2 separate regions of the Homo sapiens genome follow, and region 2 is linked to region 1. Evidence: read pairs that join two places in POLR2A ChIA-PET (ENCODE). Cell type or tissue: GM12878. All regions are shown on one strand. Each heading gives the region's core, and the rest is flanking DNA. Links, peaks and the distances in the headings are about the cores only.

Evidence for each region. Peaks named below come from ENCODE experiments on the same cell type or tissue, not always from the same donor. Only the 100,000 strongest peaks of a DNase experiment are listed, where the experiment ranks them.
Region 2: POLR2A ChIA-PET joins it to region 1 with 11 read pairs; 11 of 35 experiments call an interaction of 5 or more read pairs at or near these places.

The regions. Positions count from the first base shown.
Region 1 is chr17:28,761,292-28,776,852 of GRCh38, forward strand. FAM222B (family with sequence similarity 222 member B) reads right to left here. Exons shown (of 3, transcript NM_001077498.3): 2 at 5,295-5,416. The coding sequence starts at 5,376. It overlaps LOC124903965 (a long non-coding RNA gene), which reads left to right and starts at 9,503. Exons shown (of 3, transcript XR_007065689.1): 1 at 9,503-9,976; 2 at 10,976-11,088. RefSeq lists an enhancer at 1-585. In GM12878, for the core only: no CTCF peak of the experiment used is centred there; no DNase peak of the experiment used is centred there.
Region 2 is chr17:28,922,383-28,937,943 of GRCh38, forward strand. It overlaps PHF12 (PHD finger protein 12), which reads right to left. Exons shown (of 15, transcript NM_001033561.2): 3 at 4,609-4,681; 4 at 1,527-1,920. It overlaps LOC101927018 (a long non-coding RNA gene), which reads left to right and starts at 3,893. Exons shown (of 2, transcript NR_110803.1): 1 at 3,893-4,346. RefSeq lists enhancers at 3,645-3,694, 3,715-3,894. In GM12878, for the core only: no CTCF peak of the experiment used is centred there; no DNase peak of the experiment used is centred there.

The sequences.
Region 1 (15,561 bases), core at 6,435-8,934:
TCTCTCGTCTCTGAGGGAGGGTCTCCCCTGAGTATACACAAAAGGTGCCTAATAAATGCTTGCTGAATGAGTACACAGACTGCCCAAAGCAGAAGTGGCTTGGCAGGAAGCCCAGGCTCAGCTAGCCGACTCTCTCCTTACTTCCTCCTCTTGCAAAAGGCAGGAGGATAGGCCAACGACTAATCTGACTGAATGCCCAGCTTGTGGCCTCAGGTGGCCTTGGCCCAAAGGAGACTCTATTCAAAGTCACATCACTGGGCATCACCTAGAACAAAGGTAGGCTAATGAGCATATTAGAAGGAAAATGGGTACAGCTCTCTTTGTTTGGTGATAATGCTGGTTAGCAACTCCTGCTCTGGGAAGCAGGAAAAGAAAGCTCAAGTCAGGAGGGGCAGAGAGATTTGGGCCCATGCTCACAAGCAGATCTGGGCAAAAAGAGCCAGGCATCCCCACCTCCCAAAACAGGTCTGTGCTTTCAAATACTGGCAAAAAAGTCTGGGATCACTGATTGAGAGCAAGTCCCTAAACTCAAGACATCAGAATTCCAACAGAAGCTGCCTTGGTCAACCACTGTACCTATGTGTCTTATTGGTCATAATCTCATATAATACTCCTAGCACAGTGCTTTAAACCTAGCCCACCTCCATGCTGGTGGGCTTCTCTCCTTGAAATCCAAGTAGAAGTCGTATAGTACCTTGATGAGTAGAAGAGTCCCTTTGTTCCAAGTTAGTACCAACTCTGAGGTTTTTTTTAGCAGAGGCAAGGGGGAAGCTTGACCTCATTCAGGAGTATGGAAGGGGACACTTATCCACATTGATTAGTTTTCTTTGTCCTGCCTCCACTGATGCTGAAATGGTGAAGAGGGCTGTCAAAGGATTCAGAAATAAAGTGAAATGAGGGTAGGGAGGGTGGCCACAAGGCTACAGTAGCTTTGTTAAGGAAGAACCCCAAAGATGAGTACAGTATATTGAACAAAAAAGGGGTATCATTCTGGGAATACAGCACCATCTACCTCACATACCAGACTTAAGCCTAACTCTTAAAAAAAGTTTTCTGCTGGGCGCAGTGGCTCATGCCTGTAATCCTGGCACTTTGGGAGGCCGAGGCGGGTGGATCATGAGGTCAGGAGTTCAAGACCAGCCTGCCCAGCATGGTGAAACCCTGTCTCTACTAAAAATACAAAAAATTAGCCTGGGATGGTGGAGCGCACTTGTAGTCCCAGCTACTTGGGAGGCTGAGGCAGGAGAATTGCTTGAACCCGGCAGGTGGAGGTTGCAGTGAGCAAAGATTGCACCACTGCACTCCAGCCTGGGTGACAGAGCGAGACTCCATCTCAAAAAAAAAAAAAAAAAAAAAAGTTTTCTCAGCTGGGCATGGTGGCTCACGCCTGTAATCCCAGCACTTTGGGAGGCCGAGGTGGGTGGATCACGAGGTCAGGAGTTCAAGACCAGCCTGGCCAAGATGGAGAAACCCCGTCTCTACTAAAAAAATACAAAAAATTAGCCGGGCATGGTGGCAGGTGCCTGTAATCCCAGCTACTCGGGAGGCTGAGGCAAAGAATTGCTTAAACCCGGGAGGCAGGGTTGCAGTGAGCCAAGATCGCACCACTGCACTCCAACCTGGGTGACAGAGTAAGACTCCGTCTCAAAAAAAAAAAAAAAAGTTTTCTCAACACTTATCACAGCCCCCACACAGGCACCCTGACTACTTATTTTCTTCTGTAATGTATTTCTGTAACTACACAGCCAACACAGATACCACAGCTTTGTAAGCGACTTACTTAAATAGCTTATACCAATAGTGTCATTAATAGAGACATAGACAATGTAGGGAATAGGAAATCTGTAGTTTGTAAAGGGTTAGAGAAACCTGTATTCAAGTACTAGCTTCATCATTTGCCCATACTGAGAGCCTGTCATTCCTCAATTATCAACAGGGATGAATTCTGCTCTCCTACTTCACAGAATTACTAAGATCGAGAGTCAATGAACATTTTCACTAAATGAGCATTTTCATTGAAAATGAAACAATGATGGTCAATAGTTACCATTCAAGGATAGCAGATGTGGCTGAGTCTGACCACAGACAACACAAAGAAAACTGACTAAGGAAGCCCCAACTGCAGGACAACCTGGCCTTCAGCCTGAGAGTTAAATGTAACAGAAAGCACTGCTGTCTATTCCAGGATGGACTGGAGGCAATTTTCTGCCTGAAATTCAGTCCTCCCAATGGAGACCTCTCTGTTCATCCTTCTGTTTTGAAGGTCAGAGGGCACAGGTGGCATAGGCAACAGGAACCTCTATCTGTAGGCAGAGAGGCACAGGCAATGTGTTCAAACACAGATTTCAGAGTCTGAGCTGAGTATGGGCCAGTCACAGGACTGTCATGTGGCACTGGCAAGTGACAAACCCTCTCTCTATACCTTATCCTTCTGACAAAGGCAAGAGAGTCTTCCATATGGAATTTTTGAGGAATGGGTGACAACATATGTGAAAATATTCAATATAGTGCCTGGCACATGGTAGCAACTTGACAAATGTTAGCTATTATTTCTATGACTTTATCCAGTCATTGGGTCAATCTGCCATTTCCAGACCCCTCCACTAGGGGGCAGATATGCACATAAAGAAGCAGTAAAAGAAGGTAATTTTGGCATTTGTCCCCAGAGCCCCAGTGTTCTGCCATGGAAGGAAATCAAAGTTGTTATCTGAAGATGGTTTAAGGACCAAGGACCTTTTATCAGCTATTCAAACAGTAAATATTTACAGAGCCACTACTATATTGTGATCCTGAGAAGGGGAAATACAGAGCAGAGGTTTAGGATTAAGAAAGAAAAAATTTCCAGTGGCGCATGCCTGTAATCTGAGCTACTCGAGAGACTAAGGCAGGAGCACTGCTTAAACCCGGGAGATGGAGGTTGCAGTGAACCGAGATTGCGCCACTGCACTCCAGTCTGGGTGACAGAGGGAGACTCCATCTCAAAAAAAAAAAAAAAAAAAAAAAGGGCCGGGCATGGTGGCTCATGCCTGTAATCCCACTACTCAGGAGACTGAGGCGGGAGAATCACTTGAACTTGGGAGGCGGAGGTTGCAGTGAGCCGAGATCGTGCCACTGCACTCCAGCCTGGGTGACAAGAGCAAAAGTCCTCCTCAAAATAATAAAATAAAATAAAGTGGGCTGGGTGTGGTGGCTCACACCTGTAATCCCAGCACTTTGAGAGGCCGAGGCAGGCGGATCACCTGAAGTCGGGAGTTCGAGACCAGCCTGACCAACATGAAGAAACCCTGTCTCTACTGAAAATACAAAATTAGCTGGGCGTGGTGGTGCATGCCTGTAATCTCAGCTACTCAAGAGGCTGAGGTAGAGAATCGCTTGAACCCAGAAGGCGGAGGTTGCGTTGAGCCGAGATCACGCCATTGCACTCCAGCCTAGCAACAAGAGCAAAACTCTATCTAAAAAAAATAATTAAAAAAAAAATAAAAATAATAAAAGTGAACACCAAGATAAAGCTGCCAATTTGCCCGTCCTCCAAATGGCTTTTCCCTTGATATCACATCTTTGGGTAAAGCTGTCAGAGTGTGTTAAGGAACCCAGAACAAAGGAAGCTTCTCTTTGTCATCTTACTGCATGCCTCTAAGTACGTTCCCTCTCCAGTTGTGTCCCCAGAAGCCCAGAAATAGGCACGATGCAGTTAGGATGCTGATTTGGATGACCAGAGAGTATAACATAACACCTTCATCACCCAATCATCACTTATTAAGATAAAGGATGGGTTGAGAAAGCTATAGCAGAGCTTGCCTTATTGTGTCAGGCAACTGTAGAAGGAGGACTACCACCTTCAGCTGTTATTACATAGAGCTGGATTCACTGGCCAAATTCCAGAACTAGCCAGGCTCTGAGTCTTACGCTCTCTCAAAGAAATGAAGTCTAAAGGCTGGACCATTTTTAACTTCTGATGATGTTCTCACATGGCAGGGGCTGGCAAACGACAGCCTGCGTGCCTGGTCCAGTTGCTGTTTTTTTGTAAAAAAGTTTCACTGGAACACAGACACCCTCATTTGTTTATTGTCTGTGGCTGCCGTTGCCCTACAATGCCAGAGTTGAGTAGATGCAACAGAGACCACATGGCCCACAAAGCTTAAATTATTGGCTATCTGGGCTTTACAGAAAGTTTGTTAACCCCTGTCATAAGGGGTTCAGTTAAGGTGCTGAAGCACCTTTCCTATCAAAGGGAAGCCTAGCCACCTCAATGATTTCCCCTTTGTGCTCTGAATGGAAGGTCTATTCCAAATTTAGGGCTGTTTTTACACCTGAAGATACTATACATGGTAATGTGCCAAGAATAGAATATTTTCCTTGCAGATCATGTATTACAGGGAGAGAAGGTAGGAAGGAGTCCGGGAAAATATGAAGTATAAAACCCCAATTCCAGAAAGTTAAGACAAGAATCTAACAGTTTTCAAAGGCTCAATCTTCTGGGAAGTGTATTAGCAGGAAAATGCCCAGAGAGACTGAGAAAGCTAGCTCTCCATCTCTTCTGAGGGCAAAAGCTCCCTGACTTCCTGTGAACTAAAGTCACACTGACTCAGAAGGCAGGTAGCAAAGCCAAAGGGAACTGTCTGTTTCCATGGTAGACTACTAAGAGAGTTCAAAACAAGAGAACAGCATAGTTTATTTCAGAGATATAGTAAGTAATCTGGACTGTGAGTTTTCATTCAATTCCCTATGAAGGTTCAAACTGAAACACCTTTTTTAAGGGTGATATATATATATATATTTCCCCTGAAGCTCTTTATAGTTTTGTTGTTCAACAGAAAGCTATCAGCAACAATTAAAATTGAGATACAATGGGGAATTACAGAATTTAAGCAGACCCCTAATGGCTGGACACAGTGGCTCACACCTGTAATCCCAGCACTTTGGGAGGCCAAGTTAGGGGCATCACCTGAGATCAGGAGTTTGAGACCAGCCTGGCCAACATGGTGAAACCCTATCTCTACTAAAAATAGAAAATTAGCCAGGCATGGTGGTGGGCACCTGTAATCCCAGCTACTCGGGAGGCTGAAGCAAGAGAATTGCTTAACCCGGGAGGGAGAGGTTGCAGTGAGCCAATCAAGATCGCGTCATTGCACTCCAGCCTGGGTGACAAGAGCAAGACTTCGTCTTAAAAAAAAAAAAAAAAGAAAGGTGTCAAAATTCAAGGTCAGTGTACCCCAGATGTGCTTCAAGGACGGCCCAAATGTAGAGACAAAAACAAAGAATCACACATGCTCCATAGGATCCAGATTACTTACATTTCTGAAGTCCAGTGTTCATCTGCGTGTGAGAAAGAAGCTGAAAGGACAGGTCACCTGGCCCTGGTAGACAGGCTAGCATGGCAGATTGGCATCAACACAACATGGGGCAGTGGCTCACACTGTAATGAACAAAAACAAGGTCATGAAACACAAGGCAACTCATTCGAAGAAGAGAGTAGGAACACTGGATATGACTGGCGTGAGGCCCAAGTTTAGACACATAAAGCAATTTAATTAGCAGTGTGTTGGTTGAAAGTATACTTACATCTTTATCTGTGACGACAATTTGCTGTCAAATATCACTATGGTTAAAATGATTTTTCAGTTACCACAGATGTATGGATGGGAGAAATAAAACTGGAAAGCACCTATTCATACAACTGGAAAGTACAGGTGCATTTATAATGTCTCAGTATTCCTGAGGAGAGTGGGCCCTCATAGGGCCTGGCTCAGCCAGCCCATTTATAGGCCTGGTTGGAGACCAGCCAGACATTTTCAGAAGCAGCACATTATATGATTGCAAAGGTACCCAATGTCTGACTTGTGAGCCAGTAATATGAACCCACTTTTATTTTATTTTTTTTGAGACGGAGTTTCACTCTTGTTGCCCAGGCTGGAGTGCCATGGTGCGATCTTGGCTCACTGCAACCTCTGCCTCCCAGGTTCAAGCGATTCTCCTGCTTCAGCCTCCCGAGTAGCTGGGATTAAAGGCACCCGCCACCACGCCTGGCTAATTTCTTTGTATTTTTAGTAGAGACGGGGTTTCACCATGTTGGCCAGGCTGGTCTCGAACTCCTGACCTCAGTTGATCCGCCCACCTCGGCCTCCCAAAGTGCCGGGATTACAGGTGTGAGCCACTGCACCCGGCCATGAACTTACATTTATTTACTTATTTATTTATTTATTTAAGACAGAGTTCTGCTGTCACCTAGGCTGGAGTGCAGTGGTACAATTTTGGCTCACTGCAACCCTTGACTCCTGAGTTCAAGCGATTCTCGTCCCTCAGCCTCTCTAGCAGCTGGGATTACAGGCGCATGCCGCCATGCCCAGCCAATTTTTGTACTTTTAGTAGAGATGGGGTTTCACCATGTTGGTCAGGCTGGTCTCAAACTCCTGACCTCAGGTGGTCCGCCCGCCTCAGCTTCCCAAAGTGCTGTGATTACAGTCATGAGCCACCGCACCCGGCCGAACTCACTTTTAAATGGAAGGAGGAAAGCATCCTAGGAGGCACAATTAACCACTGTTAAAGCAAATTCTGTTTGCAAATTTCTGGGGCTTCACCCTTCCTGACATGCAATTAGACCTCCTGAACTACCTCTCCCACCCCCTCAAAAGAAATGCATTGCTCCCAGACTAAAGCAAGGAGAAAGGCTGCCAGCAGCTCTCTTCGTGCAGGCAATCCTGACATGTCAAGACCGCACGAGTTTCATTAGTGATGTTTACCAACCAGACATACACAGCCCAAGCAAGCAGACATTGATGGGGCCTTCTGTAGCGAAAGAAGCCCTGTCAACAATGCAAGCTCCTTAGGTAACAGAAATACGATTTTCCTAAATAAGTACACGAACTTCTTTTCCCATATTTCAGAAACCAAGGTGGCAAATTATGGCTTTAGATCACAGCAAAAAAGGAGTGGGGGAAAAGCTCAAAAGTTAAAGACGACAAAAATCTCCTTATTTTCTTGAGAGGGCTCTCTCAGGTATATTAAACTACCTTGTCATGATGAGTATCAGAGGGCTCCTGCTTCCAAGACCAGGTAGCTGAAAAGACACTTTGTAAAAGAGGCTGCTCAAACTGTGTCTAAGATAGCAACTGCAGAAAGAACTGAAGATTGAATGCCTTAATGAGAACAGAGCTGTCCAAGAGTTCTGGCACAGCGTCAGTCTTTTTAAGATCTCTGGTGGGTGGGAAAACAGAATGAACACAGTGAGCCAACTTCAGTGCCTCAAGAAAAAAAAAAAGTCTTGGCCGGGCACGGTGGCTCACACCTGTAATCCCAGCACTTTGGGAGGCCGAGGCGGGCAGATTACCTGAGGTCAGGAGTTCGAGAACAGCGTGGCCAACGTGGTGAAACCCTGTCTCTACTAAAAATACAAAATTAGCTGGGCATGGTGGCGCATGCCTGTAGTCCCAGCTACTCAGGAGGCTGAGGCAGGAGAACTGCTTGAACCCAGAAGGCAGAGGTTGCAGTGAGCAGAGGCTGCGCCACTGCACTCCAGCCCGGGCCACAAGAGTAAAACTCTGTCTCAAAAAAAAAAAAAAAAAAAAAAAAGAGAGACTTCTGTTGGGGTCTGGATGCTGATCTTTACATAATAACTTCTCCCTTAAGACCCTAACACAGCTGAAGGCAAACTCCAAGGAAAGGAAGAGAATTAACAAGTACTGGGAGCTAAAACTGTGAAATGGGCTGTATGAGGGGCTTTAGTGATGTTTTCTTAATTGAGTCTCTCAAGCCTTGGAAACAGGTAACAAACTTCACCTGTCATCTCATCATCTCTAGATGGGATTACTATTAGCCTTCTAAATGGTCTGTTCCACGCTTACCCTTTATCACCCAATCTATTCTCTATTCAGCAATGTTAGTTCTTTTTTTTTTTTTTTTTTTTTTTGAGATGGAGTCTTGCTCTGTTCCCCAGCCTGGAGTGCAGTGGTGCGATCTCGGTTCACTGCAACCTCCGCTCCCGGGTTCACGCCATTCTCCTGCCTCAGCCTCCCGAGTAGCTGGGACTACAGGCGCCTGCCACCATGCCCGGATAATTTTTTTTTGTATTTTTAGTAGAGATGGGGTTTCACAGTGTTAGCCAGGATGGTCTCAATCTCCTGACCTCATGATCCGCCCGCCTCGGCCTCCCAAAGTGCTGGGATTACAGGCGTAAGCCACCGTGCCTGGCCCAAACGGGGTTTCACCCCATGTTGGCCAGGATGGTCTCGATCTCTTGACCTCGTGTTCCGCCCGCCTTGGCCTCCCAAAGTGCTGGGATTACAGACGTGAGCCACCGCGCCCGGCCAATTCTGTTAACTGAAAGTCAGAGCAGCTTAAATATCTCTAATGACTTTCCATCTAAGAATAAAATACAAAATCCTAACATGGACCCCAAGGCCCTCCATGATCTATTACTACTGGTTCTCTGACCTCACCTTCTGACCTACCCTGCCCTCTCTTGCTGACTTACTTCCAGCCACCATGGTCTCACCATGGTTTCCCTGCAGTTCCTTCAACGAGCCAAACACGCTACCGCTTTAGGACTTTGTCCTTACCATTCCCTCTGCCTGGAATGTTCTTGCCCCAGATGTCTACTTATTTTTCTAGCTCCCTCACTTCATTCAGGTTTCTGCTTAAATGTCACTTCTTAAGGGGAGGGCTTCTTTGACCTCCATGTCTAAAACAGTATCCTTATTTCCCTCATTTTTTTCTTTTAAAATCTATCCTGAGACCCTGAACTCAACAATTCCTCCCACACAATTAACCCCAGGCACGTGGCCCTTCCTGTTGTTAACTCCTCTATTTCCCTCACTTTTTACCACCATCATTACCACCTGTTTTACGTCCATCTCTCTCCACCCCACTAGGATATAAACTCAGTAAGAACAGACCCTTGGTTCGTTTTGTTCATTATTATATCTAGAAAAGCATCATCTACTAACACTTACGAGGCTCTCCATAAGTAACTGTTGACCATATAAAAGGCAGATTGTTATTAATTTTTTGAGGTTGTCATTTAATCTACATATGTCAATCTATTAATGATGGCAGAGCCCAGGACTGAAACCTAGATTTGACTTTTCCCAAAGCCTGTGGCTCACTCTTCAACTCCAGGTTCTATCAGTTTCCTTTTTCTTCAGACAGCCTATCAGCCAGGCTGGAGTGCAGCAGTGCCATCTTGGCTCACTGCAACCTCCACCTCCCACGTTCAAGCGATTCTCCTGCCTCAGCCTCCCAAGCAGCTGGGATTACAGGTATGCACCACCATGCCCAGCTAATATTTTTTTTTTTTTTTTTGAGACAGAGTCTTGCTCTCTCACCCAGGCTGGAGTGCGGTGGCGCCTTCTCGGCGGCTACAATGCTCCGCCTCCTGGGTTCCCGCCATTCTCCTGCCTCAGCCTCCAGAGTAGCTGGGACTACAGGCGCCCGCCATCATGCCCGGCTAATTTTTTGTATTTTTAGTAGAGACAGGGTTTCACTGTGTTAGCCAGGATGGTCATGATCTCCTGACCCCGTGATCTGCCCGCCTCAGCCTCCCAAAGTGCTGGGATTACGGCGTGAACCACAGTGTTGGGCCATATCAGTTTCCATTTTGAATAGTACATTCAGAAGGTTCTAAGGGTCACAATGTCTATGATTAAGAGGCAATTATATATATATATGTGTGTGTGTATAAATATGTGTGTGTATATATATGTGTGTGTATATATATATATTTTTTCTTTTTTTTTTTTTAAAGGAGAGGGTGCAATGATGCTCCCTAGCTAGTAAGAGTCCCATCTTGGCCTTCTAAGGGAAAGATAGGTAAATGAAAAGACTGCTAAATCCAAGGTCAGACAGCATATAGAAGGCTTTATAAAAGAACAGGAAAACTCAGAACACTAAATAAGAGAGTGCTTTCTTGGACTCTGCAGTTGGCCTCAATCATCGGATCTGGAATATTACTTTTTACGATTTTGGAAGCCGATACACACCTGTAAGTAATAACTGAGGAAGGTAGAGTATGATTAGTCTTTTTACCTTTCAGTGTGTATCAATGTTAAGTGAACAAGAGCAAAAGGAAAACCATATATTTAGTATTTTGCAACATATATAAAATAACAACACTGGCTGGGCGTGGTGGCTCAAGCCTGTAATCCCAGCACTTTGGGAGGCCGAGGCAGGGGGATCACAAGGTCAGGAGTTTGAGACCAGCCTGGCCAACATAGTGAAACCCCGTCTCTACTCAAAATACAAAAAATTAGTCGGGCGTGGTGATGGGCACCTGTAATCCTAGCTACTCGGGAGGCTGAGGCATGATGATCGCTTGAACCTGGGAGGCAGAGGTTGTCGTGAGCTGAGATTTTGCCACTGCACACCAGCCCGGGAAACAGTGCGAGACTCCGTCTTAACATGAAAAACATGAACAGCCGCTACTATCTGAGGGCAATTTTTTGTCTTTATACTTTGGCATGTATATTATTTCTACAAATAATTTTAAAGGCCAGGTGCGGTGGCTCACGCCTGTAATCTCAGCACTTTGGGAGGCCGAGGTGGGCGGATCACGAGGTCAGGAGATCGAGACTATCCTGGCTAACACAGTGAAACCCTGTCTCTACTAAAAAATACAAAAAATTAGCCAGGTGTTTGGTGGCGGGCACCTGCAGTCCCAGCTACTCAGGAGTCTGAGGCAGGAGAATGGCATGAACCCGGGAGGCGGAGCTTGCAGTGAGCCAAGATGGCGCCACTGAGCTCCAGCCTGGGCAACAGAGCGAGACTATGTCTCAAAATAGTAATAATAATAATTTTAAAATAAGGGGGAAAAAATCACTGATAAACCAAAAACCTCAACCTTAAGAAACGTTCACATCTGTATAGCTAATACTCTGACGATGGGGATACAAAAACACCTTCACTCAGTGGTCTTGCAGATATCATTTTTTTCCCAGTATTTTTTGGAAAGAACCAATCTTTGTCTTTTTTTCTCCTTCTTCAGGGAACTTTATGAATCCAGAAAGAGCCAACGTTTGAATGATTACTGCAATCTCACATCTATTAAATCCTGATACCTGCAACCAAGAGATGAGTAGGAGATGTGGATCCTAAGAGGTGACCTGTAACATACTGCCCCTCAAACCACATCTTTGGATTTCAATAGAAAGAACAGAGAGAGGCCGGTCGCGGTGGCTCATGCCTGTAATCCCAGCACTTTGGGAGGCCGAGGCGGGCGGATCACGAGGTCAAGAGATCGAGACCATCCTGGCTAACACAGTGAAACCCCATCTCTACTAAAAAAAAAATACAAAAAAAAAAAAAAAAGAACAGAGAGAATTAAACCAGCTAGGGCCACACGCGGTGGCTCATGTCTATAATCCCAGCACTTTGGGAGGCCAAGGTGGGCAGATCACAAGGTCAGGAGTTCGAGACCAGCCTGGCCAATATGGTGAAACCCCATCTCTACTAAAAATAGAAAAATTAGCTGGGCATGGCGGTGGGCACCTGTAGTCCCACCTACTCAGGAGGCTGAGGCAGAAGAATCGCTTGAACTGGGGAGGCGGAGGCTGCAGTGAGCCGAGATCGCGCCACTGCACTCCAGCCTCGGCGACAGAGCGAGACTCTGTCTCAAAACAAAACAAAAGAAAAAACAGCTAAACTATGGCAAAGAGGCATTAATGAATTTATTGATAGCAAACAAAGAAGTAAAGATAAGAGGTGAATTCAGCAGACTCCAGAAAGTCAACTTTTGGTTTGGGCAGGAAGGAGTGAACCAGTAAGAAACAGAGCTTGAGGTCCTCCGTGATTACAGTCCCAAGAAGAAACTTCCACAAGTCTAGAATACTCTAGAGCTCTCACTGGCATGAAACGAACTGCTAAGATTACAGTCCATAATTTGTGATCCTTGCTTTAAGAATTCTGGGATCCAGGGCAGGTGCGGTGGCTCATGCCTGTAATCCCCAGCACTTTGGGAGGCCAAGACGGGTGGATTACCTGAGGTCAGGAGTTCAGGACCAGACTGGCCAACGTGGTGAAACCCCATCTCTACTAAAAAAAAATACAAAAAATTAGCCGGGCGTGGTGGTGGGTGCCTGTAATCCCAGCTACTCGATAGGCTGAGACAGAATTGCTTGAACCTGGGAGGTGGAGGTTGCAATGAGCTTAGATCACATCATTGCACTCCAACCTGGGCAATAAGAGTGAAACTCTGTCTCAAAAAAAAAAAAAAAAAAAAAAAGAATTCTGGGATCCAATCAGGCACATTGGCTCACGCCTGTAATCCAAGCACTTTGGGAGGCCAAGGTGGGAGGATCACATTAGGTCAGGAGTTTGAGACCAGCCTGGCCAACATGGCAAAACCCCATCTCTACGAAAAATACAAAATTAGCCGGGCATGGTGGCATGTGCTTGTAATCCCAGCTACTCGAGAGGCTGAGGCAGGAGAATCACCTGGGTCCAGAAGGCGGAGGTTGCAGTGAGCCGAGATCATGCCACTCCACTCCAGCCTGGGCGACACAGCGAGCCTCTGTCTCAAAAAAAAAAAAAGAATTCTGGGATCCATTTGTCATCCTTTCCAGAAGACTTCCTCCAGTACTAAGAAAGTCCACAAGCCCCTTGACCAGTTTCACTGACGTCAAGAATCAGATCCTGCTAGGGTAGAAAAGGTACGGAATGAGCTCAGACTGTGGCAAGGTCATGAGGGTTGTGATGAAACAAGAATGAAACAACCTCTCCCCACAACATATTCTAGAAAGCAGAGATGTCAGAATAAAGGAATCCTCCAGAGGCCTGGCGGCTGAGTGGAGGCATTTTATTTAAAAGCTTCAAACTACCCACACCTTTTGATTACCATCTGGCTTTTTCTATTTTTCTTTTGTTTTCTTTTTTTTTTTTTTCCTGGACAGAATTGACTGGGGTCTGACTTTTTCTTAAATGTAAATTCCAATATAATTTTACAGCTGGTATTTCCAGAATTAGATCCAGAAATCAACACTAGCACTACTCTCTGAAAGTGTTTCAGAATGCAACTCTTAACTGCTGAAGAGAATCAAGTAGTAACCTGGAGCAGGCCAAATGAGTTACAGACATTACAGAGAAAGATCGATCACTTTGGCAGAGCCTCTCTGTGAGCTTTAGCTAGTTTTCCTAACGCCAGCTGGTATGCTACGTTAGCTACCCAAGGCAGGGGGACTATGGTATCACAGTGACCACAGAACTAAGCTTTTCCAACTCTCCTGGGGCACCTGCACAAGTGCTAGCATTTCCCAGACTACCTCTAATTAAGGAACAAACCTTTTTCCCTACTGGAAAATTCAAAAGTGCTTTCATCTCTGCTCCCTGCCCCCGACCAGAAGAGGTTTTATTAGAGTTCTGATGTCACACTCTCTGCTTTCCTGGGTGGCATCTGAAAAAGGACCACCTGTGCCTTCAGGGTAGATTTGTGCCAGTGAGAAAACCTCAGCTTCAGGAATTCATGACCAGCCTGGTCAACCATGGTGAAACCCCGTCTCTACTAAAAATACAAAAATTAGCTGGGCATGGTGGCACACACCTGTAATCCCAGCTACTCAGGAGGCTGAGGCAAGAGAATCGCTTGAACTCGGGAGGTGGAGGGTGCAGTGAGCTGAGATGGCACCACTGCACTCCAGCCAGGGTCACAGGGCGAGACTCCGTCTCAAAATAAATAAATTAAATAAATAAATAAATAAATAAAACAAACAAAAAAAATCTCAGCTGTATTTTTTTTTTTTTTTTTGAGACAGTCTTGCTCTGTTGCCCCGGCTGGAGTGCAGTGGCGCGATCTCAGGTCACTACAACCTCTGCCTCCTGGGTTCAAGCAATTCTCCTGCCTCAGCCTCCTGAGTAGCTGGGATTACAGGTGTGCACCACCATGCCCGACTAATTTTTGTATTTTTAGTACAAACAGGGTTTCACCATGTTGGCCAGGCTGGTCTCCAACTCCCCACCTCGGCCTCCCAAGGTGCTGGGATTACAGACATGGGCCACACCGCCCAGCCTCATGTTTTTTGATGGGAAAAGGAGGAGAAGATAAAGTACTGGCAAAGGCATTTTTCCGTGGGGAATGGGGGATAAAGTGATCTCTAGAGAGCTCACTTCCCAGCATAGCCTCGCCACTCACAATCTAGTGTCTTTCAGTACTTCATTAGTTCTCTTCTGCCTTCCTTTCACTGCCTTCAAAAAAAAAAAAAAACACAGACAAAAAACAACAGCTCCCCTAGCCCCCAAAAACCCAGGGTGGCCAGCCCAGCTTCTGATTCATGCTGTGGCTCAAAAATGAAGTTTACACACTTGAATTAAAAAGTAAAATTGGAGGTCATGCGTGGTGGCTCACACCTGGAATCCCCAGCACTTCGGGAGGCTGAGGTGCGTGGATCACTTGAGGTCAGGAGTTCGTGACCAGCCTGGCCAACATGGTGAAGCTCCGTCTCTACTAAAAATACAAAAATTAGCCGGGCATGGTGGCTCGAGACTATAGTCCCAGCTACTCAGGAGGCTGAAGCAGGAGAATCACTTGAACCCAGGAGATGGAGGTTGCAGTGAGCCGAGATGGCGCCACTACACTCCAGCCTGGGTGACAGAGCAAGACTCCATCTCCAAAAAAAAAAACAAAAACAAAAACAAAAAAACAAAAAAAACAAAAAGAGCCGGGCATGGTGGTGTGCACCTGTAATCCCAGCTACTTGGGAGGCTGAGGCACGAGAGTCGTTTGAACCCAGGAGGCAGAGGTTGCAGTATGCCAAGATCATGCCACTGCACCCCAGCCTGGGCAACAAAGTGAGACTTTGTCTCAAAAAAAAAAAAAGAAAAAAAAAAGCCAGGTGCAGTGGCTCACACCTGTAATCCCAGGAGGCTGAGGCGGGCGTATCATGAGATCAGGAGATCAAGACCATCCTGGCTAACATGGTGAAACCCTGTCCCTACTAAAAATCCAATAACAAAAATTAGCTGGGCATGGTGGCAGGCGCCTATAGTCCCAGCTACTCGGGAGGCTGAGGCAGGAGAATGGTGTGAACCCAGGAAGCAGAGTTGCAATGAGGCGAGATCACGCCACTGCACTCCAGCCTGGGCAACAGAGCGAGACTCCGTCTCAAAAAAAAAAAAAAAAAAAAGTCATTGCCAATATCTGATTCTTCTCATCCATGAGCCAAAGGCTTACCTAAAAAGACTTTTTTTTTTTTTTTTTTTTTTGAGACAGGGTCTCACTCTGTCACTCAGGCTGGAGTACAGTGGCACAAACACGGCTCACTGTAGTCTCAACCTCCCGGGCTCAAGCAATCCTCCTGCTTCAGCCTCGTGTGTAGCTGGGACCAGGGGCATGCCACCACCTGGTTAATTTTTAAAAATTTTTTTGAAGAGATGGGGTCTCACTTTGTTGCCCAGGCTGCTGCTGAACTCCTGCTGAAGCAATCTTCTGGCCTCAAGTGGCCTCCCAAAGTGCTGAGATTACAGGTATGAGCCTCGGTGCCAGCCAAAAGACTCCTTTTGATAATCAAGGGGAAAGTTTTATCCTACACTGCTCCCTATTCCGTTACTCCTGGGTTCCAAGAAATGTAGCTTAAACCTAAG
Region 2 (15,561 bases), core at 7,217-9,716, 160 kb after region 1:
CACACCTGGCCCACATTTTCATAAAAATCAGAGAAGCTTTGATTCTATATGCATCCTTCTTAAGCCTACCAATTTCACTTTCTTTGGGAATAAAAACTAAGACCTAGAAGCTTTACAGTATCAAGAAGCCAGGACTTAAAAAAAAAGAATGGAGGACAATTTGGCAATATCTATCAAAACTATATAGTTTTGACCCAGCAATTTTATTGTCCTATAGACATAGTCACACATCTATACATGTATATAATGATGTATTTACAAAGTTATTCTCTGAAGCACTACCAGTAGTAATGAAAGATTTGGAACCTAAATGTCCATTAATAGAAAATGTCCATTAATAGAAAATGGCACTGGTTAAATAAATTATGACGTATCTGTACAAAGAACTACTATGCAACCATTAAAAAAAGCAAGAAGGCCAGGCGCAGTGGCTCATGCCTATAATCCCAGCACTTTGGGATCCTCTGAGGCGGGAGGATCGTGTGAGCACAATTTGAGACCAGCCCTGGCAACATAGTGAGACCCTGTCTTTATAAAAAATATAAAAATTAGCTGAGTGTGGTGGTGTACAACTGTGGTCCCAGCTACTTGGGAGGCTGAGGTGGGAGGATTGCTTGAGCTGTGGTCACACCACTGCACCACAGTGCAGTGCAGCCTCTGTCTCAAAAAAAAAAAAATTCTATATTAATATGAAAAGACTTCTAGAACATATTTTAAAGTGAGAAAAAAAAAGCAACGTGTAGAATGGTTTAACTAGCATGTTACTTAAGGGAAAATTAATCAGCATATATCTGTATTTGCTTTTACATGCACAAAGAAATTTGAGAAGAATAAACAAGAATCAACCAGTGGTTACCTGTGAAGAGCAGGAAGGTGGAAAGTAGGCAAATGGCAGACGGGTGGGAGGGAAATTTTCATTGTAGCCCTTAATATTTTTTGATTTTTGAACCATGTGAATGTATAATACTTTTTTTTTTTAAAAGATAATTCTGGGGCCGGGCGTGGTGACTCGCACCTGTAATCCCAGCACTTCGGGAGGCCGAGGTGGGCAGATCACCTGAGGTCAGGAGTTCAAGACCAGCCTGAACAACATGGTAAAATCCTGTCTCTACTGAAAATACAAAAATTAGCCAGGCATGGTAGCATGCGCCTGTAGTCCCAGCTACTTGGAAGGCTGAAGCACGAGAATCGCCTGAACCTGGGAGGCGGAGGTTGCAATGAGCCGAGATCGTGCCACTGCACTCTAGCCTGAGTGACAAAGTGAGACTCACAAAAAAAAAAAAAAAAAAAAAAGGAAAAAGATAATTCTGGGGGAGGGGAAGGAAAGAAGTTCAGAAACTGAGAAAATGGAAAACTGAGTAAGCTCTGTAATGGCTAAGACCTTCAAAGATCTCTCCAAGCAGAACTAGGAACAGGAACCCAAGACAGTAGCTACATGAACAGTGACTCCACAGGCAGCACTGCTCTTGTGCTGGTCCTTTGGGGAAACTGGGGTTGGGAAGGGATATGATGATGGTTTGGCTGACCTGGTAGTGCAGTGGTACAAGTCAGTTCATTGGGCAACTGAAATTGGGTGGGGTTCCGCTCCATGGCGGCAGCAATCAGCAGCTCAAAGGGCCGCCTCAGCTGGGGCTGCACATAGTCTGGCTCCGCTGCTACTGGTTCCTCATCCACGTCAATGATGTCTTCGTCGACATCATTCTGCTCAGAGGTGGGAGTCTCTGTGCTGGCGCTGGATGTGGGTGTGCCAGGCCTGCTGGCTCTCCTTTCCAGGATCCGGGCATGGGCAATGGCCTTTAGTTCAGTTTTGCTGGCCGATCTGTCCAACAAGTCAGTGTCACTGCTGGGGGATGTAGTCCGTTTGCCAGATTTGTCCACCAGTCCATTGACATGACCCAGCTCCTTTTTCTGCTCTCGTTTCTGTGCAAATGAACAGGTGGGCCCATCATGAAAAGTACCATGAAACAAAGAGATGGGTGCTACAAAGTCCTGGTAGACCACTAATCAAAACTGTAAAAGGCCTTCACATATCACAGACTCATCTACCTGGTCACTTGGAACACTGGTCTGTTAAAGTTGACACAACTCTAACTGAACTAAAGCTGACAAAACTGTTGCATCAGAGAATCACCAAAAAGCATGGTAAGTTAGGAATAACTATACAAAATATATATCATTAACATTAACTCATTGTATGACATACAACATCTATAAAGTATAGGGTAAAGGGCTAAAAAGGTAACACAGTGAGAATAAATTTAGTGAGACCAATAGTAAAAATCAATGGGGCAGGCACGGTGGCTCACGTCTGTAATCCCAGCACTTTGGGAGGCCGAGGCAGGCAGATCACCTGAGGTCAGGAGTTCAAGACCAGCCTGGCCAACATGGTGAAACCCCATCTCTACTAAAAACACAAAAATTAGCTGGGTGTGGTGGCATGTGCCTGTAATCCCAGCTACTCAGGAGGCTGAGGCAGGAGAATCGCTTGAACCTGGGAGGCAAAGATTGCAGTGAACTGAGATTGCGCCATTGCACTCCAGCTTGGGCGACAGAGCAAGATTCCATCTCAAAAAAAAAAAAAAAAAAAATCAGTGAGATCACTATAGAGCCTTCTGACCTCCTGAATGGTTTTAAAAATAAAAACTTTGCTCAAAATAAGTGACACTTCTTAGAAAGTGGGGAAATGGAAAAAGATTAAGTGTACTCAGTAGGACTGGATATCTGATAGTACATTTTCCTCCAGGACTCCAAATAGAGTGGTCAAATGAAGGTTTAACACTGATCTCCAGGTAGGAGACCTGTGATCTTGTCCTATTTCTGCCACGGATCCCCTCTGACCTTGTGGTGACTCAGGCTGGTGGGCAGGAATTTCTTCATCTGTAAAATGAGACAGAAAAATCTTTCTCCTCCTCCTCTCAGGGATATGGTGGAGGGAGATAAAAAGGGTCATATATACGAAAGGGATAATTTGGAGTTGGAGTAGGACCTAGTCTTCCACTACGAATCATGATAGGGCCTGAATGTCAGGAGCTGATGAAGGCCAGAGGATGTATTATTTCAATCCACTTCAGTGTAAATACAAGAGGCCAAAGGGGAGTAGTGCTGGTGATGGTGGAAAAGGCAGACTTGGCACTGGTAGGCAGAGGTCCATGTGAAAGGTAAGAGAGGCATCTCAGGAGAAGTGCCATGTTAGAAAAGGGCATACTGTAATCCCCAACAAGTAGCTCTCCTTCTAGAAAACTGATGAAGAGGTAACAGAGGTTTGGAATGAGAGAATTTGGTTCAAACATTGGTTCTGTCAATACCTTTGAGTCCTTGGGAAAGTTAATCTACATTTTTGAGCCTCCGTTTCTTCCTTTCTAAAATGGAAACCTACGGCCAGCATTCGGTATCCATCTATGGCTGGATGGATAGATAATGGGATAACGTAATTAAAACACCTGGCACACGATGGGCACTAACATAATATTTCCTTTTCTCCACCGTCTTTACCCCTTTTCCTTCAGCTCCCCTAAACCTTTTCAGGTCCAGCTTTTTTGAGTGGCAAGTTTGAGAGGGCTCCTGGCTGGCAGGTGCCTCTAACAGGCCCTGCTCTAACCTAATTAGGGATGCACAGGAAAGGATCTTGGAAGGTGGAGAGGCTGGAAGACAGCCTGGTTTATGGAGAAATTTAACTACAGCTGTGGTTAGGTGGTTGACCTGGCTTTGGCTTGCTTTTAAATATGAACCCTTATGCACGTATTTGAAAAATAATGTCTGCTTGTTTACTTTCTTTCTTAAAGGCTGAAACTGTTACACACATAAACCACAATCTTAATCATCTCATCCTGTTTCTGCAACCAAGGAAGTCATCATTCATTGTGACATCATGTTCGGGGACCAGGCAAATAGAGGTGAGGTCACAACATAGGAAAGTTGCTTGGTGTATAATTAGTGTGGGGAGCACAGGGGGGTGGATTACAATGCACAGACAAATTCTAATCCATAGCCTGTAATTTGAGGGTTGGGTCAATCATAATTTGGGTGCAAGCACACCTACTTCCTTTTTTAATAAGGGAGAATTTAGCTCTTGTTACCCACAAGAGTTCTCAAAGTAGAAAATAATAAACCATGTTCTTGAAGCCAGTACTGAATTATCAAAGCTGAAGGAAGGGAAGCTAAAGAAAGATTAGGCAACTTGGGGTACAAATGCGTTCAAAATCCTCTCCGTCAGTATGCCAAGTCTCTGGATACCAGTGACTTATTTGCCCTGGGGTGAGAGAAAACTCCATTTTCCATCAAGCTGGAGAAGCAGCCTTTGTTTTTCAGCCATGGATAAGGCCACTTATTAGGAGGACAACAAGAAGGTAAGACTACTCCTGTCACTAGTGACTAAACATGGCTCAGTAAGTTAACACACCTCTTCTGCCCATTTCAGCAGCCCATGTTTGGATTTTTAGGCCCTACTGGATTCCAAACAGTCACCATGGGAAGAGTGGGGTGATTCCAGGGCTGGAAGAGACAAGAAGAAGGGACAAGAATGCCTTCAGGGCTAGGCCGTCTTAGCTCTAGCATATCAGTGCTCTGGATCAGGCTTTCTGGACAGTCTTCAGAAAGCAGCATTATTACCTTTCGGCGAACAGTGCACCGGTGACACATCCACTCTCCAGGAGGCAACATTTCTTCACTCAGTGGAGGGTTACTGTGGGGAACAGACAAGGGCAAGACTAAATAACTAGCCCTTTGAGGCAGTAGGAAAAGCCTAGCTAGGTTTGCATGTTCCTAAACTCCTATTGTGGCCAGTCCTGCAGGACTGCTAGGGTTGTCTCCTCCAAAATGCCTAAGTCAGCATCACTCATAATAACCTAAGGAGTGACCATCCCTTCCCACACCTTAGAGAGAGAAGCCAAATCCAGAGCTATTAACACTGGGTTTGTAGGGAAAGGTATAATAAAATAACTGAGAGGTCCTCCACACTGTTTTCTTAAAGCCTGTTAGTGTAGAGCCAAGCTTTTCTAACTGCTGTTCAAAGCCCTGTCACATGGTCCCACCGTTCCATCTTCCCAGACCCCTTCAGGTGCTCTTCCCACTATTCAAATGGAAGACTTCCTATTTCTTCCTCTAGAATACTCTTCCTTTAGAAAGCTATGCCTGTCAAAACTCTATTCATCCTTTCATACCTGCCTCAATCAGCTGTGATGGATTAAAGACAGCTGCAAATTATCTGCTCTGCCTCCCATCCACAGGTAGTCCCTTTCCCTCCTCTTGAATTGTGCTTGTCTTATGACTTGCTTTGACCACAGAATGCAGCAGAGGTGACAATGTTGCAACTTCCAAAGCTTGGCCTTAAGAGATCTGCAGATTCTATTTTTTAAGAAATATGCTTGGAAAGTTCCATCTCAGAGCCCTGCTGTCATGCTATGAGAGAGGACATGGAGGAGACAAGGTATTCCAATCAACAGTTTTGGGCTGGGCGTGGTGGCTCACACCTGGAATCCCAGCACTTTGGGAGGCCGAGGCTGGTGGATCACTCGAGATCAGGAGTTCAAGACCAGCCTGGCCAACATGGCGAAACCCCATCTCTACTAAAAATATAAAAATTAGCCAAATATGGTGGCACATGCCTGTAATCCCAGCTATTTGGGAGGCTGAGGCAGAAGAATTGCTTGAATTTGGGAGGTGGAGGTTGCAGTGAACCAAGATCACACCACTGCACTCTAGCCTGGGCAACAGAGTGAAACTCCATCTTGAGAAAACAAAAAACCAGCTTCAGCTGAACTCCAAGCCAACACGCAGCAGCAACTACTGCTATGTGAGTGAGTCATCTTGGACTTACCAGTTCAGTGAAGCCTCCAAATGACTGCAGTCCCAGCCAACATCATGTGAAACAGAAAAACCACCCAGCAGAGCCCAGGCAACCCTCAGAACTGTGAGAGATAATAATGAGTTTCTGTACCAGGCCAATGAGTTTTGGCGTAGTTTGTTATGCAACAATAGATAACCAAACAGCTTTTCCATGAGTTCATATTACTCCTGTATCTTGGACCTCTTGCTGCATGGGTTAGTTCTCTTTTGGCACTTCTCATGCTTTGCCCATTTCAGCAGTTCTCTTACTTATTTTATTAGAGGGACTAGGACAATGATTGGATCTCTTCCCTCCTTGTATTTTTATAATACAGAGGTTGTGCACACAGCAGATCACCTGAGATTGGAAGTTCAAGACCAGCCTGGCTAACACGGTGAAACCCCATCTCTATTACAAATACAAAAATTAGCTGGGCGTGGTGGTGGGCACCTGTAATCCCAGCTACTTGGGAGGCTGAGGCAGGAGAATCCTTTGAACTCGGGAGGCGGAAGTTGCAGTGAGCCAAGATTATGTCATTGCACTCCAGCCTGCGTGACAAAACTCCATCTCAAAACAAACAAACAAACAAACAAACCAAACCAAAAAACAGGCCAGGCATGGTGGCTTACACTTGTAATCCCAGCACTTTGGGAGGCCGAGGCAGGCAGAACACGACGTCAGGAGTTTGAGAACAGCCTGGCCAACATGGTGAAACCCTGTCTCTACTAATAATACAAAAATTAGCCGGGTGTAGTGGCACGCGCCTGTAGTCCCAGCTACTCAGGAGGCCGAGGCAGGAGAATCGCTTGAACCTGGGAAGTGGAGGTTGCAGTGAGCCGAGACAGTGCCACTGCACTCCAGCCTGGGCGACAGAGTGAGACTCTGTCTCAAAAACAAAACAACAACAACAACAACAAAAACCACATTTATGCTTAAGAAATTCCTACCATTGAGTTCTTGGCTAAGTCACCTACTTGGAATGGTATGCAGGAAATTTTTCTTCAAATAATGGGGGAAATGGTAAAAAAAAAAAAAAATTGAGTATTTTTTTTTGAGATGGAGTTTTGCTCTTGTTGCCCAGGCTGGAGTGCAATGGTGCGATCTTGGCTCACTGCAACCTCCGCCTCCCATGTTCAAGCAATTCTCCCGCCTCAGCCTCCTGAGTAGCTAGGATTACAAGCATGCGCCACCATGCCTGGCAAATTTTTTAGTATTTTTAGTAGAGATGGGGTTTCTCCATGTTGGTCAGACTGGTCTTGAACTCCTGACCTCAGGTGATCCACCAACCTCGGCCTCCCAAAGTGCTGGGTGTACAGGCGTGAGCCACTGTGCCCAGCCAAACTTGAGTATCTCAGAGCTTAAAGCTATGCTGTTTTACCATTTCTACATAAAATAGCACTTGACTTGGCAAATTTTCTTAGCTCCCTGTTTCCCCAGAGCCCCAAGCTTACATGTCAGATGCCCACCAAGGCTTCACAGCTCATTACTTCCCTTCCTCCCTGTTTCCTTAGTGAAATCTCAGGAGGATGCTTACCAGGAATCAGGAAACTGGAAAAACAATGGCCTGCTGGGACAGATCTCCAAGCCCTAGAGGACCACAGGTGAATGTCACCTGTAAGTCTCCGCTCATTCTAGCCAATGTAATTCTACAAAAGGCCACATCTAAACTACTGAAATGCATGCAAGTAATTTTCAAAGGCCTACAGACTCTGCTATGCTTCAGTAGCTGTCCTATCAAAATTAACCCTGAAGGGTGTCACTTCTGATTCTGTTTCTCATCATTTCTGTTCATCTGCCCACTGGCTTTGTACCAAGATATCCTACATCAAACATTTAAAACATTTAAAGTAGAGAAGATAAGACCCCTGTGGCCAGAACCCTCTTCTTTCTCCAGCTCAATCAGTTGGCCGGCTCCCTACACAGACCATACTGTTTCTCATCTGTGTCTCTGCTCACTCCAGGGCTGCTACCCACAACTACACCACTCTTCCCTAACTACTTCACCTGGTAAGCTCTTTATCTTTTGAGACTCAAGTCACGTATTCTTTCCAGGAAGCTTTCTCTGAAAGTCTCTGGTTCCACAGAGCACTTCTGCACCACACTGTATTCAAACCATTACATGTCTGAATCCCCTTCTCCATGCCTCATTTGCCTTTGTACCTCCACACCCTGTACAATGCCTGGCATGTAGTAAGTACTCAATAAAGCTTTAAAGAACTGGGGAACACTAAGGAATGGGCTTCTAGGAAGTGAGTGTAATCCTTCAAAGCTATGAGGGGAGGTAATGCAATGGGGCAGGCAACTGTTTTGTGGGTTAAATCACACATGAAATTACTTATGTTTTCTAAGTTACTACACAATGAGACAGAAGAGGAGTCCAAGTCCATACTGGCAAGCCTGTACTTACTGAACCATCCCACCTCTACTCATTTTAATCTTCTTTAAACAATTTGATTTTCAATATCGTTTATCTTAACACAAGGTAAAATGCTTAAACTTGTATTAAGAGGCTCTCAGAAGTAGCATCTTGCTAGTTTCTAAAGGATCACTTTTAGAGTTACCAAGTTTAAGAACACACTTCTGGCCGGGTGCAGTAGCTCATGCCTGTAATACCAGCACTTTGTGAGGCCGAGGTGGGTGGATTGCTTGAGCCCAGGAGTTCAAGACCAGCCTGGGCGACATGGTGAAACCCCACCTCTACTAAAAATACAAAAAATTAGCCAGGTGAGGCGGCATGAGCCTATAGCCCCAGCTACTTGTGGGGCTGAGGTGAGAGGATCACTTGAGCCTGGGAGGTAGAGCCGTGATCGTGCCACTGCACTCCAGTTTGGGCAACAGAGTGAGACCCTGTCTCAAAAATAACAACAACAAAAAACAAACAAACAAAACCACACATTCCTCAGAACTCTAGATAATGACCACAGGCTCCCTTTGTTAAGCCTGCCCTAAAGTATGGATAGGGGCTATGAATTTAGGGAGTAGTCCAGGGAAACCCAAGCATTGTCTCCCAGATGAAGACAAAACATTTAAAAGACTGAGGCCATCATTCCTTTTTTTTTTTTTTTTTGAGACGGAGTCTTGCTCAGTTGCCCAGGCTGGAGTGCAGTGGCGCGATCTTGGCTCACTGCAACCTCTGCCTCCAGGGTTCAAGCGATTCCCTTGCCTCAGCCTCCCGAGTAGCTGGGATTACAGGTTGCCCGCCATCACACCCGGCTAATTTTTATATTTTTAGTAGAGATGGGGTTTCACCATGTTGGCCAGGCTGGTCTTGACCTCCTAACCTCAAGTGATCCACCCACCTCAGCCTCCCAAAGTACTGGGATTACAGGCGTGAGCCACTGCACCTGGCTGAGGCCATCACTTCTTAAGATCTGCTTTTTTTTTGTTTGTTTTGAGATGTAGTCTCACCGTATCACCCAAGCTGGAGTTCAGTGGCGTGATCTCGGCTCACTGCAACCTCTGCCTCCTGGGTTCAAGTGATTCTCCTGCCTCAGCCTCCCGAGTAGCTGGGATTACAGGTGCCTGCCCCCATGTCCAGCTAATTTTTGTTTTTTTTTTAGAGATGGGGTTTCACCATGTTGGCCAGGCTGGTCTCGAACTCCTGACCTCAAGTAATCTGCCTACCTCGGCCTCCCAAAGTACTGGGATTACAGGTGTGAGCCACTGTGCCTGGCCAAGATTTGCTGCTTTCTTAGGGACAGAACATGCATCTTGAAATAACAAATTTGAAATGATGGTATCTTGGGAGAAGGCAGTAATATCTAAGATTAGATGGATAGGAAAGAAAGGTCTTAGAAAATGATCATCATAGGCATAGCTGGAACACAAGAATCACCCATCATAAAGCTTTCTCATGACCATGTTTCCTCTCTGCTTCAAGCAATTAATTCCTTTCAAGCTATTTAGAAGGCAGCTTTTCAATTCAAACTTCTATCTTTTTTTTGAGGCAGGGTCTCACTCTGTCACCCAGGCTGGAGTGCAGTGGGGCAATCTTGGCTCACTGAAGCCTTGACCCCCTAGGCTCAAGCAGTCCTCCCACCTCAGCCTCCCGAGTAGCTGGGACCACAGGCGCATACCACTACGCTGGGCTAAATTTTATATTTTTTGTAGAAATAGGGTTTCACTATGTTGCCGAAGGCTGGGTCTTGAACTCCTGGGCTCAAATGGTCCGCTTGCCTCTGCCTTCCAAAGTGCTGGGATTACACGTGTGAGCCAACACGCCTGGCTCAATGCAAATTTTTTAGAGGAAAGGGATTCATGAAATGGTTCCAGGAAAGACACTGTCATTGGGGTAAGCTCAGGAACCAATTCTGAAAGAGGCTGTTTTGCTCCATATCAGAAATACTGCTGACAGGGAAAGGATTCCAGGGAGAAAGGAGATTCTGCAGCCTCACGGTACTCATGTACTTATTCTGAGGACTCCCCACCTCAGCTGCCCATCTCAAAACTCCTTCCGCAGCTGGGTGTGGTGGCTCACGCCTGTAATCCCAGCACTTTGGGAGGCCAAGGTGGGTGGGTCACTTTAGGTCAGGAATTCGAGACCAGCCTGGCCAACATGGCAAAACCCTGTCTCTACTAAAAACACAAAAATTGGCTGGGTGTGGTGGTGTGCACTTGTAGTCCCAGCTACTGGGGAAGCTGAGGCAAGAGAATTGCTTGAACCCAGGAGGTGGAGGTTGCAGTGAGCCGAGACCGCATCACTGCACTCTAGCCTGGGTGACAGGAGATTCTTCCCAAAAACAAAAACAAAAACCCCTTCTTCCTTGGAAGAATGGTATTCCCATAAGCCTAGCGTGCAACTCTGAAAACAATTACATGCACACCAGAGTCTTTAAATCATGATATGCCTGTCAAGAAAAAAAGGCTCTGCCCTCGCTCCCTCTCATCCTCATGTATCAATGAAGACAGGGTCCTGGAGGCCGTCCTTTATAAGAAAAAATCATTAAAAGTTAAAAGTCACGTAACACTGAGATTACTCTACCAGAGTTTCAGCTGCTTAGCAGTGAAAACACTATAATGAGACAATGCTGCTTTTGTAAAGACATCAATGTGTTTCTTAAACTAAAGCCTAGAAATAGCATAGTGATAATTTCATTGACATCTAGGTATTACAGTTCACAAAGTATTTTAACAGATGTTCTTATTTGATCTTCACTACCATACTGTGAGATAATTCTTATTCCCATCATACAGGTGAGGAAACTGACTTATCTAAAGCCACTAAGTAGCAGAACTGGAACCCAAATCAAAGTTTCCTGGCTCTTTGAAATCTTGAGCCTAAGCTATTTTTGTTGTTGTTGTTTTGTTTTTGGTTCACTCTCAGGATATGCTTCAGAGCCCAAGTTGTTTTTTAAGAACCTTTAGTAGTCTTCTTATTTCTGGGGTACACAGTGAAATATCCATCAGGGTACCCTCCTTAACCTCAAGGCTGCGCATTTCCTTCTACATCAGTCAATATTTATTGAGTACCCATGACTTTCTCATCAATGTACTAGGTACCACACTGAAAAATGAACGCAAAGCAAACAAATTATCATCTACCCCATCAAAAAAGTAGTCTAGGCCAGGCTGTAGCTCATATCTGTAATCCCAGCACTTTGGGAGGCTAAGGTGGGAGGACTACTTGACCCCAGGAGTTAGAGGCCAGGCTGGGCAACATGGTGAGACCCCATTTCTACAAAAATACAAAAATGAGCTAGATGTGGTGGCATGCATCTGTAGTCCCAGCTACTTGGGAGGCTGAGGCAGGAGGATCACTTGAGTCCAGGAGGGCAAAACTGAAGTGAGCCATGTCCACACGACTACACCCCAACCTGGGCTTCAAAGCAAGACCCCGCCTCAAAAAAAAAGTAGCCTTGGGGAGAGAGGATCAAAATCATCCATCCACTCAAAAATTATTGGATGTTTATTTTAGGCTAGACAATGTGCTAAGTGCTGGTATTTCAGACATGGTTCTTGATTTTAGGGATCATGGGCTGGAGATAAGGTGAAAAGGACATGCAGTAATGAGAACATACATAATCAACTACAAACTGATTCTTACCATAAAGACCCACATAAAACTCAATTACTTATGGATGCCAGAATCAATGAAGAGCCCCAAAGTTTGGACATTTGGTACCTGAAGGTGACATGCGATTTTTTCCTACTCTTTTCATAATTCAGAGCTATTTAACAAATGGTAATTCAGCCAGTGAGCCTTTAAAGACAGTGAAGTTAAGGATCGTGAGGAGTTCAGGAGGAAGCCATAGTTTCAGAAGCAGGTATATTTCTGCATTTTGATAAAATACCTGATAAAAGGAAGGTTCTAGCAGTGGAGACATTTCTTCTGAAAATGAATGTTTAAGTCTGTCTAGAGCACAATAGTGTTTGAACCTTTCTTTTCTTTCTTTTTTTCTTTTCTATTTTTTTTTTTTTTTTTTGAGATGGAGTCTTGCTCTGTTGCCCAGGCTGGAGCGCAATGGTGCGATCTCTGCTCACTGCAACCTCTGCCTCCCGAGTTCAAGCAATTCTCCTCTGGAGTAGCTGGGATTACAGGCACCCGCCACCACGCCCAGCTACTTTTTGTATTTTTAGTAGAGACAGGGTTTCACTATCTTGGTCAGGCTGGTCTCGAACTCCTGACCTAAGGTGATCTACCCGCCTATGCCTTCCAAAGTGCTGAGATTACAGGCGTAAGCCACTGTGTCCAGCATGTTTGAACCTTTAGATTCCTTCTGAGAATTATCTGAGTACTTGGGATGGTGAGCTCTGGAATAGTTGTCTTCTGTACCTGAACTGGCTTGTCTTGGAAAACTGGTAGCTTTTTAGCCAACAAGCCAAGGACCTCTACTTTATTTTCTGGCTTCAAAAGAGCATAGCCTGCATTGCTATGAGACATGCATTCTTTTCCATAGGCAGAGATGACAGTGCCCTATGAAGACAGAGCTCTTGCAGAGTATCTTCCCATTTTCACTGCTGTTGATAAATTTCCTACCAGATCATTTGTTAAAAGGCCCTGGCCTACAATTCCTGGCCAGAAAGCGACCGTTCACTGCTTTTACAACTCACTATTTTATTTTATTTATTTTATTTTTTTATTTTGAGATGGAGCCTCACTCTGTCGCCCAGGCTGGAATGCAGTGGTGCGATCTCAGCTCATTGTAGCCTCTGTCTCCCGGGTTCAAGAGATTGTTGTGCCTCAGCCTCCTGAGTAGCTGGGATTACAGGCATGCACCACCACACTGGGCTAATTTTTGTCTTTTTAGTAGAGATGGGGTTTCACCACGTTGGCCAGGCTGGTCTTGAACTCCTGACCTCAAGTGATCCGCCCTCCTCAGCCTCCCAAAGTGTTGGGATTACAGGTGTGAGCCACCACTCCTGGCCCCAGCTCACTATTTTAACCACTACCTGATCTTAAAGACATGCTGTTAGTTATAAAGCTGTTCATAACAGTAAAGCCCTAAATCTTCAGAGACTGTACATTCAATTGGAGGGTATGTTTCTCAGTTTGGTGTGGCTCTCTGTGAGGCCTAGAGGGCCTACAAAGTGTTAAGAGTAATATTAACATACAAACCAATTCCTAAAGCCAACCTCTTCAGCATGACTCCAACATACCTAGACTCCCATAAACAAATCCAAATGGCCCATCTCTACTGCTGAGAAGGTTATCTAGATCAGTCTATTTCTGGAGTCATCAAGGAGAAAACCACAAACATACATCCCTCAGCTAACTGTAATGCCTATACTGACAGATTTCTGTTTCAAAGATTCAAATCGAAGCCCAGAGCCAGATGATCCCAACTCTCAGCCCGAGGTTAAAGTTCAGTTTTAATTTAGAATGCCTTGCATTCACTAATAAGGCTGCAGCTCAACACTGCAAGTAGAAGATGTTGGTAGTTGTCATGGTTCTTGGCGCTCTAATTAAGAGGATCTATTTCAAGTCATATACCAGTGTGGTTGATCTGAGTCTAACCTCACTCATCTCCCTCGCCTATTAATACATGTGAACCTGCACGACATTAACATTTACTTCAGATTTAGTCGCTACCAGTGGGACCTGTTGCTCCACAGCACCATGTTAATTATCCATCCAGAACAAGCAGTTTCTCAGTCTGGAATTGGAGGGGAGAGCGGGGGATGGGGGAATAAGAGAACAAAGGGAAGAGGCGAGAGGTAGAGGGAGAGAAAGCAAGTAGATGAAAAATATTTAAGAAAAAGTACACTCCATTTTCTCTTTCTGGATTAACAAAATAATTCTATTTAATACAAATACTTAACAGGAACACTATGTAAATAGCATATCCATATACAATACACCAACAGCCTACTAAGCAGGTTCTCTTCCAAAAGAGGTCAGTCACATGAACTGGTAGGGTCTTTCTTGTCAGAACCCGTAATTCTTCAGGAATCAGAAGCTCTCTAGCCATCTATAGCAGTTTCAGTTTCAGTCAAAATAAAACATCAGTTGGACTAAAAAGAAAGAGTTCACTGCCCCTATCATCATCTGTATGCCTCCCCACCCTTTTTTTTGGTGGGGGAAGAGGTGTTCAGCAAGCAAACAATAGGACTGAGCAGTTTTGATTTTTAATTTCACAGTTCACGGGGCTCATCCATCCATCTGAGGACCACTACCAGATAAAAATCCTGCAATTATATTTAGTCTCACTGTGTAAGACAAACTGCAAAACATAAATACATGCTCAGAACTAGCCTACTCTCCCTCAGACTGGCCCTGCGGCCCTCATCCAGCTCAGAAAATGTGTTGATACTAGCCAAAATGGGGAGTGAAGGTGATCACTGAAAGGACCACAATCATGTCTCAGCCTCCTAGCAGCCATTTTGCTCTATAAAGGGAGCCATGAGCACAGAGAACCAGCCTTTTATAAACGAAAACAAACTTATGTCCTGGAAAAGCTAAGTGGTGCTGGGTAAAGTTTAATTTAAATTTTAATTTAAATTAAAAGTTGCATTAATACACCCAAATTTTAAAGTGCATGCCTTGAGGGAACAACATTTAATGAAATGTAAATGTCAGCAGAAATAGCTAGCTTCCTCTGGACACTTGTGTGGGCATCAGCTTTTCTCTTCAAGTATGGCCTGTCTTTTGCAGGAAGATAGCTATATTGAAGGATATTAAAGAGATGGAAGGAGAAAATTCATAGGGTCCCTCAACCTTAATCCCTTATCCTCCTTCATCCTGGCTACTGACTCAAACACCACTAATGCCACAAAGTACATAAAAAGGTACAAGGACTGTTGGGTTTCTCATGCAAAGCCTCAGTGAGAGTGTTAACAAGGAAACAAATGAAGTGCCAGAACATTACAAATGCCCCATTGAGAAACTTAGCTAGTTGCGTCACTTCCACAGGCAAACAATCCTTTTAAACTGGCTGACTGTGCCCCCAAGTTTTATCGCCTTCTATGTAGAGCTGGCTGGTGGCATCTTCCCGGTAAAGGACACCTGGATACGAGTGTTACTAGTTAGTACAGGGAAAAAAGGAAGCAGGGAGGGTAGAGCACTGACAGTTATACCAGGTGTTTGCCTCTGCTAACTTTTCTACAAGCTGAGCCTCAGTCTCAAGGGCCTGATCTATCACTAGCCTGGTTTGGCTATTCTTGCAATTCTGGCTTCTCTACAAAGAAAGATGGGCTGGGGTGCAAACATTTTAAAAAGGGCCTTCATTAATTCACCTCATGATTGATGCTAGAGCCCACCTGTTTTGGAAAAGGGACAAAATTCTGGCCTCAACGGTAAT